Regions from separate parts of the Homo sapiens genome. Here region 1 is linked to region 2. A link is an interaction called in ENCODE POLR2A ChIA-PET data of the cell type or tissue named here. Cell type or tissue: B cell. All regions are shown on one strand. Links, peaks and the distances in the headings refer to the core of each region. The heading gives the core; the rest is flanking DNA.

Region 1 (8,335 bases), core at 279-8,278, 66 kb after region 2:
TCCTTCCTTCCTTCCTCCCTTCCTCCCCCCTCCCCGCCCCTCTTTCTTTCTTTCTTTCTTTCACGGAGTTTCACTCTTGTTGCCCAGGCTGGAGTGCAATGGCACAATCTCGGCTCACTGCAGCCTCCACCTCCCGGGTTCAAGCAATTCTCCTGCCTCAGCCTCCTGAGTAGCTGGGATTACAGGCATGCGCCACCACGCCCAGCTAATTTTGTATATTTTAGTAGAGACAGGGTTTCTCCATGTTGGCCAGGCTGGTCTCGAACTCCTGGCTTCAGGTGATCCACCTGCCTCGGCCTCCCAAAGGGCTGAGATTACAGGCATGAGCCACCATGCCCGGCCTCCTCATCTTTTAAATAAATGAATAAAATAAATAAATAAAAGCAATTGCCCCAATATGTAGCATAGTCACATTATCTTGGAATCTTTGGTTTCCATGGCTAGTGATTTAAGTTTAGAAAGGCTTACTCCCCATCTTCTCAAACATAATCCCTAATTCCAGATAAATAAATTACAGCACATCTATAAAAGGTAATACTATGCTACCAATAAAATGAAAACCTTATTATTATAGTATGGCAGACTTTAAAAGGAAATATTATAAAACAATGTTATAAAATGAGCTTGCAAAGTGTATATTGAGCCACCTCAGGCTCCTGAGTAGCTGGGACTACAGGTGCATACCACCATGCCCGCCTAATTTTTTTAAAAATTTTTTGTAGAGACACGGTTTTGCCATGTTACCCAAGCTGGTCTGGAACTCATGGGCTCATGCGATCCTCCCACTTTGCCCTCCCAAAGTGCTGGAATTACAGGCGTGAGGCACTGCCATTGGCCAAAGATTATTATTTTTATGGGTTTGTTTACTACTGATAACTTACATGCATAGAAAAAAATTGAAGGACAAAACTAAAATTTAAAAATGGCTTTTTTGGGCCGGGCGCAGTGGCTCACACCTGTAATCCCAGCACTTTGGGAGGCCAAGGCAGGCAGATCATGAGGTCAGGAGATCAAGACCATCCTGGCTAACATGGTGCAACCCCGTCTCTACTAAAAATACAAAAAATTAGCCGGGTGTGGTGGTGGGCGCCTGTAGTCCCAGCTACTCGGGAGGCTGAGGCACGAGAATGGTGTGAACCCAGGAGGCGGAGCTTGCAGTGAGCAGAGATTGCACCACTGCACTCCAGCCTGGGGGACAGAGCGAGACTCCGTCTTAAACAAAACAAACAACAACAAAAAAATGGCTTTTTTGGATGATGGGATTACAGATAATTTTTACTTTATTATATTATATTATATTTTGTTTTTGCAACGAGCACACCATTCTTTTAGTTAAAAAGAAAATTCTTATAAGAAAATGCAGTTTTATGGATTTTTGTTTTTATTTTATTTATTTATTATTTTGAGACAGAGTCTTGCTCTGTTGCCCAGGCTGGAGTACAGTGGCGTGATCTCAGCTCACTGCAACCTCTGCCTGCCAGGTTCAAGAGATTGTCATGCCTCAGCCTCTCGAGTAGCTGGGATTACAGGTGCCTGCCACCACACTCAGCTAATTTGTGTATTTTTAGTAGAGATGGGGTTTCACCATGTTGGCCAGGCTGGTCTGGAACTCCTGACCTCAGGTGATCTGCCCACCTTCACCTCCTAAAGTGCTGGTATTACCGTGCCTGGCCAATTTTTGTTTTTAAAACAACAATATCCTGAAAGTGTTAAACAAACTTAGTAAGAGATAATAACTAGGAAAAAAATTTTGGTTTTTTTTTTTTTGAGACAAGGTGTTGCTCTGTTGCCCAGGCTGGGGTGCAGTGGCACAATCACAGCTCACTGCAGCCTCGACTTCCCGAGCTCAAGTGATCCTCCCACCTCAGCCGGGACTACAGGTGCATACCACCATACCCAGCTAATTTTTTTTTTTTTTTTGTAGAGACGGGGTTTTGCTATGTTAGCCAAGCTGGTCTGGAATTCTTGGGCTCAAGTGATCCTCCCACCTCACCCTCCCCAAGTGCTGGAATTACAGGCATGAGCCACTGTGCTTGGCCAAAGATTATTATTTTTATGGTTTTGTTTACTACCGAGGACTGCTTCAATTTAACAATGAATAGGCCGGGCACGGTGGCTCACACCTGTAATCCCAACATGATTACTTTGGGAGGCTGAGGCAGGCAGATCACCTGAGGTCAGGAGTTCAAAACCAGCCTTCCCAACATGGCAAAACCCCATCTCTACTAAAAATACAAAAATTAGCCAGGCATGGTGGCGTACACCTGTAATCCCAGCTACTCGGGAGGCTGAGGCAGGAAAATCACTTGAAAATCACAGAAGTCGCAGTTAGCCAAGATCGCGCCACTGCACTCCAGCCTGGGCGATAGAGCAAGACTCCATCTCGAAAATAAATAAGTAAATAATAATAATAACAACAATTTAACAAAGAACAACAACAAAAAATAAAACTGAAGAAACATTGGCTAGCAGACAGACCACTTAGATGCCAGTCTTGGCTAGGTTTAATTCATTTTTTGCCCAGAGCAAGGTGTTAAACATCTCTGAGCCTGTTTACTCAGCTTTCCAATATTTATTTGTCTTGCCTGTTCCAAAATGGATTTAGAGTGGCTTGTTATGCAAAAGGGATCAGCTACATGAAAGCACTTTGAAAAGCCTGAAGCATCATAAGAATGTAAATACTGAAATTTTTGTGCCGCCTCATCATTCAACTAAAGCATTTACTGACTGCCCTTTATAAGTAACAGTAGTACAGTGTGTCTTACATTTACAAAAGTATTTTCAGGCTGGGCGCAGTGGCTCATGCCTGTAATCCCAGCACTTTGGGAGGCCAAGGTGGGTGGATCACTTGAGGTCAGGAGTTCGAGACCAGCCTGGCCAACATGGTGAAACCTTGTCTCTACTAAAAACACAAAAATTAGCCGGGCATGGTGGCACGCACCAGTAATCCCAGCTACTCAGGAGGCTGAGGCAGGAGAATTGCTTGAACCCATGAGACAGAGGTTGCAGTGAGCCAAGATCGCGCCACTGCATTCCATCCTAGGTGACAAAGTGAGATGCTGTCTCAAAAAAAAAAAAATTAATTAGTTGGACATCATGGCATGTGCCTGTAGTCCCAGCTACTCAGAAGGCTAAGGCAGGATTTTTTGACACCAGAAAGGTAAGGCTGCAGTGAGCAATGATTGCACCACTGCACTCCAGTCTGAGTGGCAGAATAGGACTCTGTCTCAAAAAATATATTAAAAAAAGAAAGAGTGAGAGAGAGAGAGAAACAAAAGGAGGAGGGGAGGGGAGGAGAGGCTCAGAGAGATTAAATGATCGGTCACACTTTCATACAGTAGAGGCCAGACTCAAATGTAGTCCTTCCATCTCTGGATTTGTCTTCTAGCCCATATAGTAATCATTCAAACAGGCTACCTGATTATTTCCCCTATGCCACACTGTCCTGGGTGCACCAGAATCTGTAATAGACATAACAAAAGAGACTGCCCCTATCCTTCAGATAATTACAATCTCATTGAGGAAAACGAGATTTTTTAAAAATCCAAAAATATAAAATAAGCCAGTGATATCATTCAGCAGATAAGTCCTAGTTCAGAAAGAGAAGAAAACGGAGAGGTCGCTGAAGTTCTAGTTCAGAAGGAGCAGAAGAAGGAGAGGTTGCTGGGAGCTAGAGCAGTGAAAGATGGCTTTTGGAATACATAGTATCTGGTGGAATCTGGGGTACTAGAGGGGAACTGTCTTGTTTGGGCTTAGGATGCAGTGAGTTTCTTTCTTTCTTTTTTTTTTTTTTTTTTTTTGGAGACAAAAAAAAAAGGGTCTCGCTATGTTGCCCAGGCTGGAGTGCAGTGACACAATCTCGGCTGACTGCAACCTCCACCTCCTGGATTCAAGTGATTCTCCTGCCTCAGCCTCCTGAGTAGCTAGGACTACAGGGGTATGCCACTGCACCCAGCTAATTTTTGTATTTTTAGTAGAGATGGGGTTTCATCATGTTGGCCAGGCTGGTCTCGAACTCCTGACCTCGTGATCCTCCCACCTCAGCCTCCCAAAGTGCTAGGATTACAGACTTGAGCCACCTCATCCGGCACAGTGAGTTTCTTAAATGATTCGGTCAGTATCAGCAGCTGAAGCCCATGTGACCTTTAGAGCAGATGGGGAAAGCTCTCTCTGAAGAAATGCAGTTAGCATCTTTCACAAAGAACCCTTCCTGCCTCTCCACGTGCCAGAGATCTCAGCCGAGAAAGGAGAGTGAAGAGGGGCACAGCCGTGTAAGAAATACAATGACGTGAGTCAAAGAGGCGGCTCCACTGGCCTGTTTTGTTATCCTTTGAGTCACACGAATCTATAAATAAGACTGAAAGACAGAGAGAAATTAGTCTGTCTGCTGTTTCTGTAATGTTTTCACAAAAAGCATTTTCACAATTCTTTTAAAGCACAGTCCCTAATCACGATGTATGCTGGCCTGAGACAAGAGTTTAGGAATTCATCTTTAACTTATGACAAAAGCCAGAAAGGATGTAAAAATTAAAATTCCAACAGCCAACTCCATACACTCTTTGACCTCTTACCAAGAGCATTAGGAATTCTGCTATATGTAGAAGAGTAAAGACCAAAGCCCGGAGGACATTAGCTTCTGCCAACCTTCTTCTTTGTTTCAGAATTTTTTTTTTTTAAAGAGGCAGCCCTAGGCCGGGCGCGGTGGCTCGTGTCTGTAATCCAGCACTTTGGGAAGCCAAGGCAGGTGGATCACCTGAGGTCAGGAGTTCAAGACCAGCCTGGCCCACATGGCGAAACCCTGTCTCTTCTAAAAATACAAAAATTAGCCAGGCGTGGTTGCAGGCACCGGTAATCCCAGCTACTTGGGAGGCTGAGCCAGGATAATCACCTGAAACCGGGAGGTGGAGGTTGCAGTGAGCCGAGACTGTACCACTGCACTCCAGCCTGGGCAATAGAGTGAGACTCCATCTCAAAAAAAAAAAAAAAAAAAAAAAGAGGCAGCCCAAAGTGCCACCTGAGATGCTTTATGTTACAATATTTTCTTTTTCTTAGAGTAGTTTTTCTTGACTTGTAAATTATTCTGTATTATTTTGGCACTTTTGGAGGGAAAAACTTTACCAGGTATGAGACTGCAATCAACTTAAATTCCAAATTGAGGAAATGGTGCCATTCTCCTGTTAGGAATGACAAAATTAAGGTCACTAGAAGAGAATGCACCATCTAGAAACAAAGCAGGATTTCTGACCCATTGTTTTCTACTCAAGTAATTTTATTTCCTTAATATGGACACCATTAAGCCAGGAGCAGTGGCTCATACATGTAGTACCAGCTACTCAGGAGGATGAGGCAGGAAAAACCCTTGAGCCCAGGAGTTTGAGACCAGCTAGGACAGCATAGTGAAACCTCATCTCGAAAATATGTATAAATGTGGGCACCGTCATTTGTCTAGAAAAATCTATAGTAAATTGTTTTGTTTTCCTTTCATTGCAAAGTCTCATACTTGTTCTTCCAAAATCAGTTCTATGAGTTGCTTTAAAATTAGCCTGGGACGTCCAAGAAGTGTTAAGACATCTGCAGTAACTGGGGCAGCCAGTCCCTGGAGGCCAACTCAGGGAACAACAAACTCCTTCGCCAAGCCGTCCACACATGCCAGCTGATGGTCTAGGACCCAAGTATGTGCCAAGAGTGAGGTGTCTTACTTCTAAGGAGAGGCAAGCAGTTTGCTATGCAAGCGGGTCGCTGGCCCTGGACCTAAAGATCTTCTCTCTAACTCCATATTCTTTAAATAAACTTGTCTTTTATGAGGAGTGGAAAATCTTAGAATGAAGCATTCAAAATGAAACTGATTTTTTTTTTTTTTTTTTTTTTTTTTTGAGATGGAGTCTCGCTCTGGCACACAGGCTGGAGTGCAGTGTTGCAATCTCGGCTCACTGCAACCTCTGCCTCCCGGGTTCAAGCTATTCTCCTGTCTCAGCCTCCTGAGTAGCTGGGATTACAGGCGCGTGCCACCACGCCTGGCTAATTTTTTTGTATTTTTAGTAGAGACAGGGTTTCACCATGTTGGTCAGGCTGGTCTCCAACTCCTGTCCTCCTGATCCGCCCGCCATGGCCTCCCAAAATGCTGGGATTACAGGCGTGAGCCACCGCGCCCGGCCCCAAACCGGGTTTTTAAAGAGTCATTGGTTTATAGGTATCACCTTCTCATATGCAAAAGGAGGAATGTAAACTCCCCCGGATATGTAAAAGAGAATTCTGAACCAAAAATTTTGCATAACCAATAATTACATCTAAAAATTAATTTGGCTTTTGGGTATGAGCCTAAAACGAAACTTAAAAATAAAGTATATTGAAAAGAAAAATGGGGCCGGGCGCGGTGGCTCATACCCCTAATCCCAGCACTTTGGGAGGCCAAGGCGGGTGGATCACAAGGTCAGGAGATCAACACCATCCTGGCTAACACGGTGAAACCCCGTCTCCACTAAAAATGCAAAAAAAAAATTAGCCGGGCGTGGTGGCGGGTGCCTGTAGTCCCAGCTACTCGGGAGGCTGAGGCAGGAGAATGGTGTGAACCCGGGAGGCGGAACTTGCAGTGAGCGGAGATCGCGCACCATTGCACTCCAGCCTGGGGTACAGAGGGAGACTCCGTCTCAAAAAAAAAAAGAAAAAGAAAAAGGAAAAATGGGCCAGGTGTGGTGGCTCATGCCAATAATCCTAACACTTCGGGAGGCTGAGGTGGGAGGATTGCTTGAGTCCAGGAGTTCAAGACCAGCCTGGGCAACATGGCGAAACCCTGTCTCTACAAAAAATACTAAAGAAGCCAGGCGTGGTGGCTTATGCCTGTAATCCCAGCACTTTGGGAGGCTGAGGTGGGCAGATCACCTGAGGTCAGGAGTTCGAGACCAGCCTGGCCAACATGGTGAAACCCTGTCTCTACTAAAAATACAAAAATTAGCCAGGCGTGGTGGTGCATGCCTGTAATCCCAGTTACTCGGGAGGCTGAGGCAGGAGAATCGGTTGAACTCGGGAGGCAGAGGCTGCAGTGAGCAGAGATCGTGCCATTACACTCCAGCCTGGGCAACAAGAGTGAAACTCCGTCTCAAAAAAAAAAAAAAAAAAGTCCAGATGCAGTGGCTCACGCCTGTAATCCATCACTTTGGGAGGCTGAGGAGGGCAGATCACGAGGTCAGAAGATTGAGACCATCCTGGCTAACACGGTGAAACCCCGTCTCTACTAAAAATACAAAAAATTAGCCAGGCGTGTTGGCATGCACCTGTAGTCCCAGCTACTTGGGAGGCTGAGGCAGGAGAATCTCCTGAATCTGGGAGTCAGAAGTTGCAGTGAGCCGAGATAGTGCCACTGCACTCCAGCCTGGGCGACAGAGCGAGATTCCATCTCGAAAGGAAGAAAGAAAGACAGAGAGAGAGAGAGAGAGAGAGAGAGAGAGAGAGAGAGAGGAAGGAAGGAAAGAAGGAAGGAAGGGAGGGAGGGAGGAAATTAACCAGGTGTGTTGATGCCTGCCTGTAGTCCCAGCTACTCAGGAGGCTGAGATGGGAGGATCACCTGAGCTGGGGGAGGTAAAGACTGCAGTGAGCAGTGATCAAGCCACTGTACTCCAGCCTGGGCGACAGAGTAAGACCCTGTCTCAAAAAATAAAAAATAAAAACAAACAAAAGCTAGTTACGCAAGAAACCAAAAAATAATAATATTTTGGCCTTCTTTTCTAGCCTCTCCAGTCTCACAGAATCACTAACATTTAGTCCACTAGAAGATAAGAAATAATGGAAACTAATATTTGTTGCGCACATACTAAGTGCTAAAGAAATTTATATATATTATTTATTTTTTCTTTTCTTTTTTTCTTGAAAGGGAGTTTCACTTCATTGCCCAGACGGGAATGCAATGTCATAATCATGGCTCACTGCAGCTTCAACCTCCTGGGATCAAGCCATCCTCCCACGTTAGCCTCCGAAGTAGCTAGGAATACAGGCGTGCACCACCATGCCCAGCTATTTTTGTTTTTTAATTCTTTTATAGAGATGGGGTCTCACCATGTTGCCCAGGCTGGTCATGAACTCCTGGACTCAAGCAATTATCTCTCCTTGACCTCCCAAAGTGCTGGGATTATAGGCGTGAGAAACAGTACTTGGACAAAATAAATAGTCTTATAACAACTCAAATATCTTCAATGAGGCCAGGTGTGGTGGCTCACACCTGTAATCCCAGCAATTTGAGAAGCCAATGTGGGAGGGTCACTTGAAGCCAAGAGTTCAGACCAGCCTGGCCAACATGGCGAAACCACGTTTCTACTAAAAATACAAAAAATACCCGGGGGTT
Region 2 (8,335 bases), core at 81-8,080:
TGCCACTCCCTAAACTTTGCTAGACAAAAGTACCAACTATTACTTTGCCACAAAAGAAATTTGTACTGTTCATTCTCTTCTTTGATAATTTTTAAATAATTTTTAATCTATAAAAGGGTCAGAGCCTCAAAATGTTGACCCCAAATTCTTCCAGTTCAGAATTTTAAAAGTAATTCAATACCATTTTTTATAAGACTTCACATTTAAAAGTGAAGCAGAAAGACTACAAGAACTACGTTGGCCTTAAATATGCTTGGGTGGGAAAGTGACCTGAGAATCTACTTTATTCAAAAAAGCAAAGAGGAGAATTAAAAGATTTAATCACCAAAACATTCATGATTTTATTCCTATTAAGACTTGTCAAAATATAATAAACCAAAACCTTGGCCAGATTACAAGGTCAGGAGTTCGAGACCAGTCTGGCCAAAATGGTGAAACCCCATCTCCACCAAAAAATACAAAAATTAGCCAGGCATGGTGGTGTGCGCCTGTAATCCCAGCTACTCAGGAGGCTGAGGCAGGAGAATTGCTTGAACCCTGGAGATGGAGATTGCAGTGAGCCGAGATTGTATGCCACTGCACTCCAGCCTGGCAACAGAGCAAGATTCTGTCATAAAATAAAATGAAATATAAAATACAAATAAACCAAAACCTTTATATGGGGAAGTAGATTCTCAACTTAAAAAGAAAAAAAAAAGGTATTAGAAATCTCATTCTAAAAACGTAACTTTTAGGCCAGGTGGAGTGGGTCACATCTGTAATCCCTGCACTTTGGGAGGTCAGGGCAGGAGGATCACTTGAGCCCAGGAGTTTGAGACCAGCCTGGGCAAACAAACGAAACACTTTCTCTACAAAAAAATGTAAAAATTAGCCAGGCACGATGGTGTGCACTTATAGTCCCAGCTCCTCTGGAGGCTGAGACAGGAAGATCCCTTAAGCCCAGGAGTTCAAGGTTGCAGTAAAATATGATGGCGCCACTGCACCCCATCCTGGGTAAGAGAGCGAGACCCTGTCTCAACAAACAAACAAAACCCCCTAAACTTTTCTGCTTCAAAATAATCCACAAGGGAGTAAAAGAATGAGAGGGAACAAAGTGCTGATGAATAAAGATTAACCACAAATTGATCACTGTGACTGTGGAGAAATAAGTAATGGAAATTTGTGTTATTATTCTCTCTACTTTTGTCTATGCTTGAAATTTTCCATGATAACAAGTTTTTTGGGATTTTTTTTGTTTTTTAATTACAAAACAACCTGTTCACCCTATGTTTCTTCAATACTCACTTTACAGTACAAGTGAATCGAGTGGAAAGCTTCATAATGGCAGTGAGGGCATAACCTCGTGTCACAGAGGTGGACATATTAGAGATTAGGACACTTTCTAAAATATCCAACACTTCATCCTCTGTTACCTGAGGAGGAGGAGGAAAAAGAAGACGATGAAGAATGAGTAGCATGATTAAGCATCTAAATCTGATATCAAGTCAGGGGAAGCAGCCAGAAAGACAATCCTACCGTTACAAAAGCCTCTAACTCAACCTGTGCTTTGCCAGGGTAACTGTCCAAGCTGTTCTATCAACCAGAGTAGTTGGGGGTAAAAAAAAGTGCTCTGGTTCTATCAACCAGAGCAGGTGGGGGTAAAAAGAGTGAAAAATGACCACTGGGGCTGAGAGGCAATATTAGAGCTTCAAGTGGCAGAAACAGAAGAAGAAAAGAAAAACATACAGAGTTCAAGTGTTGTTGCCACAATTTTCCCTTTTAAAGCCAGTCCTTTAATGTGCAAATAAGAACATGGATACATGTCTCATTTCTTCTTGTTTACCAGCCAGAGGGTAAGAGAAACAGTAATTCAGTCCACTAGGACAGAGACTTGGGCCTAAAGTGGTTTTAAAATCTCACAATGGGGCCAGGCAAAGTGGCTCACACCTGTTTTGTTTTTTTTTTGTTTTTTTTGTTTTGAGACGGAGTCTGGCTCTGTCACCCAGGCTGGAATGCAGTGGCGCAATCTTGGCTCACTGCAAGCTCCACCTCCCGGGTTCACGCCATTCTCCTGCCTCAGCCTCCCGAGTAGCTGGGACTACAGGTGCCTGCCACCACGCCCGGCCAATTTTTTCTACTTTTTAGTAGAGATAGGGTTTCACTGTGTTAGCCAGGATGGTCTGGCTAACCACCCTGCAGGTGACCTCATGATCCACCCGCCTTGGCCTCCCAAAGTGCTGGGATTACAGGCATGAGCCACCACACTCAGCAATGCCTGTTAATCCCAACACTTTGAGAGGCCAAGGCAGGCAGATTGCTTGAGTCCAGAAGTTCAAGACCAGCCTGGGCAACACGGTGAAACCCTGTCTCTACAAAAAAAAAGTAGAATAAACTAGCCAGGGTGGTGCCTGCCTATAGTCCCAGCTACTCAGGAGGCTGAGGTGGGAAGATCGCTTGAAACCCAGGAGATCAAGGCTGCAGTGAATTGTGATCCCACCATGGCACTCCAGCTTGGGTGACAGAGTGAGACTCTATTAAAAAAAAAAAAACAAAAAACCTCACAATGGCTCAATAAGTTCCATCTCAAAAAATGGCAGGTTTTCCAATATAATTCGCGTTTGCTTCTTTAAAAAGTTGGGTATTTTTTAAATTTTTTTGAGACAGGGTCTCACTCCTGAGTAGCTGGGACTAGACACCATCATACCTGTCTAATATTTGTGTCTTTTGTAGAGACAGAGTTTCACCATGTTGCCCAGGCTGGTCTCAAACTCCTGGGCTCAAGCGATGCTCCCATCTCAGCCTCCCAAAGCGCTGGGATTATAGGCATGAGCCACCACGCCTGGCCTAAAAAGTTTTCAAGGAATCAACCTCAACTCCCCATTAAACACTACTCTCCTATAACCAAAACCACTATTTTCCCCCACTTAACCAAGAGTGACAAGGAGTACCTGAATAGGCTCTTCCTCTTCACACTGGCCAGATACAAGAAGATCACCATATTCACCTATACACCATGCAGCCACTTGTACCAAAGGTTGCTGTGAAAAGAAAAGTCAACGTTTCTCAAGAACTTCAATTTTTCCAAAGTTATTTAATGCAAATCATAGGTCATCTCATAATAAAGATCAAAACTGTGCATATCTAGAGTGTTAGAAATAAAGACATACCAAAGGGGAGAGAGGAGGGGGGAAAAAAAAGAAGAAAAACATACCAGAAAAATTGAGGGTAAAATTACCCCCTAAAATAGTTGAATGAAGTACTTACTTGAGAATAATCACCAAGAATTGCTTTGTACAGGCGCTGGACAGTATAGGCATGCATCTCCACACTATTAGTTATTAACTGGATTAAATTGGGGACTGCATCATCACGAACATAACTTCCTGCCTAAAAGGAAATGCAGACAATTACCCCTAGAAACACACAGAAATGATGATAACAAGTGTTAGCTATTATTATTACTGTGTGTTTTTTCCTTTCTTTTTTTGAGACAGAGTCTCGCTCTGTCACCCAGGCTGGAGTGCGATAGCGCGATCTTGGCTCACTGCAACCTCCACCTCCCAGGTTCAAGCGATTCTCATGCCTCAGCCTCCCAAGTAGCTGGGACTACAGGTACATGCCACCACACCTGGCTAATTTTTTCTATTTTTAGTAGAGATGGGGTTTCACCATGTTGGTCAGGGTGGTCTCGAACTCCTGACCTCAGATGATCCACCTGCCTCGGCCTCTCAAAGTGCTGGGATTACAGGCGTGTGCCACTGCGCCCAGCCATTACTATTGTTTTTAAAAGAAGAATACCAGAAAACACCCTCAAAGATAAATTTGGTTCCAATTCTCAGGTTCATAACAGCTCAAACTTCAAAGTCTTATTTAAATATGTTACATTTTTAAATTTTATTTTATTTTTAAAAATTTTCTCTTTGTCCAAAGGCCGGGTGTGGTGGCTCACGCCTGTAATCCCAGCACTTTGGGAGGCCAAGGCGGGTGGATCACAAGGTCAGGAGATCGAGACCATCCTGGCTAACACGATGAAACCCCGTCTCTACTAAAAATACAAAAAATTAGCCGGGCATGTGGTGGGTGCTTGTAGTCCCAGCTACTCAGGAGGCTGAGACAGCAGAATGGCGTGAACCCAGGAGGCCGAGCTTGCAGTGAGCCGAGTTTGCGCCACTGCACTCCAGCCTGAGCAACAGACTGAGACTCCGTCTCAAAAAAAAAAAAAAAAAAATTTCTCTTTGTCCAAATTAAAAAAGGAAGGCTGGACACAGTGGCTCACACCTGTAATCGCAGCACTTTGGATGGCTGAAGCAAGATGACTGCTTGAGGCCAGGAGTTTGACACAAGCCTGGGCCACACAGCAAGACTCCATCACTACCAACAATAATAATAATAATAATAATAATGTAAAGGTTTAAAACTTTATCACCCAACCTTGGTCAATCTCCCATTCCTAAATAGAACAATAGATTTAATTTGTAAGACTGAGACCAGTCCTAACCATGTGTATTTTGGAAAGGAAAAAAAAGAAAAAAAAAAAAAAACAGCCAGGTGATCAGGGTTTTATCAGGTCACTCCTGTTAAGAAACACAAAGACAGAGGAAGAATTCTGGGAAAATGATCAGAAGGAAAGGTGAGAAGCTAAAAAGCAGGTAATTTGCAGTATAGTTTATTTACATCCTTCCGTAAAGCAGAGTGCATTAAATACAAGAAAGCATCAGGGTGATCTAATGGGTTTGTATAATAAGACTACTTCATTCAACAGCAGCAGAATACACATTTTTCTTAAACTTACACTGAACCAAGAAAGACCATATTCTGGGTCATAAAAAATATCTTAACAAATTTCAAATAACATAAATCATAGACAGTATGCTCTTAGACCACACAGAATTAAACTAGAAATCTGCAACACAAAGACAGGTGCAAAAAAATCCCAAAATATTTGGAGATTAAAAGAACATACTTCTAAATAACACATGGGTCAAAAACAACATTATAAGAGAAAACTATAAGCCAATCTCTCTCATGAATACACATATAAAAATACTCAACAAGATATTAGCAAATCAAACCCAACAAAGTTATAAAAAGAATAATATACCCTGACCACGTATTCCAGGTATGTAAGGCTGGTTAGGCATTCAAATATCAATGTAACCCAGCATGTAACAGGCTAAAGAAAACAAATCACATGATCATAAGAGAACACAAGTCAGTTAGAAAAATAAAATCAGGGGCACAAAAAAAAAGCTTTTGAATTCTCATAAACACTTTCCTTCAGGAGTGTTAATTTCTCCCTTCTTTTGAGCCTCATGAAAACTAGGAAAACATGTCCTGTTCATCATTATGTTAATTACATTTTGTTAGATTATAATTTTTCCCCTTGCTAATCAAATTTATTAACTTTTAACCTTTTACCAAGTTAATTCATTGTAAGTAAACTAAAAAACGAGTATGCCCCAGAGAGAATTCCACAGCAACAAATACATATACATATAAGTCATAATTTCATAAGTCAACAAATACATATAAGTCATAATTTCAATGATATAATTTTCTCCCTACAGATGTTTCATAATTTACTTAATCCCCATTTGGGGACTACTAGTTGTTTCCGGTTTTCTCCTACTATAAACAATATTAGGATGAATACTTTTACATACACATTTTTGTGTACTTGTCCTATTATTTTTTCAGGCTAAAGTCCTAAAAATTGAATTAATGAATCAAAGGGTACAATTTAAGGCTTTTCCTACATGCTACCAAACTGCATAGTAAAAAGATGGCATCATCCTATACTCCCATAAAGTGAAGAGTACTGCCTGTTTCTCTATTTTCTAACACTGGGAATTAGATTAAAAAATACGAAATGTGAAAAATGATACCTCAATTTTACTTTATTTCTTTAATAAGAAAATTTTTTCAAATGTTAATTAGCCATTTCTTTCTTCATGAATTGCTGGTTCAAATACCAATTTTTCCATTAGAGTGGTATTTCCTATCAATTATAAATTATTCATAGATTGAATATATTAATATGCTGTCATAAGTTAATGTTTTCCCCAGTTGTTAATTTGCCTTTTAAATCGTAGACTGTTCCCCTTTTTGTTATTCAATTTTTAAATTTTAATATGGTTAAATTTGTGGCTTTTCCTTTACAGTAGCTACTTCTAGTGACTTAATTAATGGAAATGGTTTTCTTTACATGTCACTGCACTTTCATTTTTACTCTTAAATACCTAATCCTTGCCTACTAATTGAATAATAAACACAGAAACCCTGAATTTCTGCAAGAATGCCAAAGAAAGGATCCCATCCAAAACAGGATTTCAAATCCTGAGTAACTTTAGCCATTCAAAACCCTGCAATGGCTTCCTAACATATTCAAAATAAAATGCAAGCTCCCATGAGGCCTACATAGTCTGGCTCCGCTTATGTCTCTGACATCCATCCTACCATTCTCTGCCTCTCTCACTTTATGGCTTCACTTGCCTTCCTGTTGCTCTCCAAGCAAGCTATGCTTGTTCCTACCTCAGGTCTTTGCACTTAGGGTTCCCTCCGTATGGTACACTATTCCTCACGATCTCTGCATGGCTTGCACCTCATGTCTCTTAGGTCTCTACTCAAATGTTATCTCCTCTGAGAGACCTCCCTGACTAACTCTAATCTAAAACACTTGGCCAGTTGCCCTATATCCCACCTTATCCTGCCATCATTATATTCCTCCATGCTGCTTTAGGTTTTTCTTCATGGCATTTATTCCTAACTGACATTAATGTTACCTATTTACTTGTGAATTTCTTACCTCCCTGACTAGAACATAAACTTCATGATAACATCAGTATATCCCAGCACTTCGTATATGCTGTCTGAAAGAAGCTACTTACCGTTGTCAAAACACGCATAATTGTGTCTATATGCCATCGTTTGGAAGGTGCATACCTGAAAAAAACAATGGAAAGGGACACTTGGAACCAGTAAAATATACCGTTTTCAGTGACTAGAAAATCCTGCCCAAGCAGGGTGACTCACACCTGTCATCCCAACATCTTGGGAGGCCGAGGTGGGAGATCACCTGAGCTCAGGAGTTCGAGACCAGCCTGGGCAACACGGTGAAACTCCATCTCACCAAAAAATACAAAAATTAGCTGGGTGTGGTGGTGGGTGCCTGTAGTTCAGCTACTCTGGGAGGTTGAGGTAGGAGGATTGCCTGAGCCTAGGAGGTTGAGGCTACAGTGAGAAAGAAGAGAGAGAAAAGAAAGAGAAGAAACAGAAGAAAGAAAAGAAAGGGAAGAAAGAGAAGAGAAGAAAGAAAAGAAAGAAGGAAAGAAGATGGAAGGAAAGAAGGAAGGAAGGAAGGAAGGAACAAAAAAGAGAGAGAAAGAAAAGAAAGAAAAAGAAAGAAAGAAAGAAAGGAAGGAAAGGAAAAGAAAGGAAAAGAAAAGAGAAGAAAATCCTGTCCTACAGTCTTTTCTAGGTTCCCTGGATAAGTGAACATATCTGGAAACATTTCAACTTCAAATCTAGCAGCAAATGCCATTTCAAAGAGTGATAAAAAGGTATACAGTCAACTGACTTCAGTGGCTCATGCCTATAATCCCAGTACTTTGGGACGCCAAGGAGGAAGGAGTGCTTGAGGCCAGGAGTTCCACACAAACCTGGGTAACATAGCAAGACCCCATCTCTACAAAATAAAAATTAAAAAATTAGTGGCACATGATGATTTGCAGCTACAGTCCCAGCTACTCAGGAGGCTGAGGCAGAAGGATGGCTTAAGCCCAGAAGTCCAGGCTGCAGTAAGCTATGACTGGGCCACTGCCCTCCAGCCTGGGTGACAGAGCAAGACTCCGTTTCTAAAATTAAAGAAAAAAAAAAAAGAGGGTACATAGTCAAACTCAGATGTTTCCCATAAGATTGCAATAAGAGTTGCTAAGCTGAGAAATGAGATTTGTTTTCAGTTTCAGAGAAAATGAATCATTCAGTCAGGGCAGGAGACGATAAAGAAGAAAGAAGAAAAGGGACTGTTTTCAGACCAAGACAACATTTGGACTAAAAACTTGTTTCCTTAAATTCAGAGTGGAAAGAAGAGAAAGAATAGCTGTACTACTAAAATCATAAGGTACTTCCTCAAAATTCTGCATAGAGCTGCAATTCAGGTGCTGTAACTGTTCTATTGCCTTTATTAAAACAGCATCACAGGCCAGGTGTGGTGGCTGATGCCTGTAATCCTAGCACTTTGGGAGGCTGAGGCAGGCGAATCGCTTGAGTCCAGGAGTTCGAGACCAGCCTGGACAACATAGCGAAACCCCATCTCTACAAAAAGAAAAAAACAAACCCAGAAATTAGCAGGGTGTGG

Evidence for each region. Peaks named below come from ENCODE experiments on the same cell type or tissue, not always from the same donor. Only the 100,000 strongest peaks of a DNase experiment are listed, where the experiment ranks them.
Region 1: POLR2A ChIA-PET joins it to region 2 with 10 read pairs; 7 of 35 experiments call an interaction of 5 or more read pairs at or near these places.

What each region holds. Positions count from the first base shown.
Region 1 is chr16:71,812,544-71,820,878 of GRCh38, forward strand. LOC124903714 (a long non-coding RNA gene) reads left to right here. Exons shown (of 2, transcript XR_007065110.1): 2 at 5,519-5,815. Among named protein-coding and RNA genes, the nearest start is that of AP1G1, 7.9 kb to the left of the region's middle. RefSeq lists an enhancer at 5,755-5,804. In B cell, for the core only: no CTCF peak of the experiment used is centred there; DNase peaks (open chromatin) are centred at 4,248, 5,678 and 6,223; H3K4me3 peaks cover 1,407 bases; H3K27ac peaks cover 461 bases.
Region 2 is chr16:71,746,967-71,755,301 of GRCh38, forward strand. It overlaps AP1G1 (adaptor related protein complex 1 subunit gamma 1), which reads right to left. Exons shown (of 23, transcript NM_001128.6): 13 at 6,867-6,921; 14 at 3,244-3,366; 15 at 2,928-3,017; 16 at 1,285-1,412. Among named protein-coding and RNA genes, the nearest start is that of SNORD71, 7.4 kb to the right of the region's middle. In B cell, for the core only: no CTCF peak of the experiment used is centred there; no DNase peak of the experiment used is centred there; H3K27ac peaks cover 1,024 bases.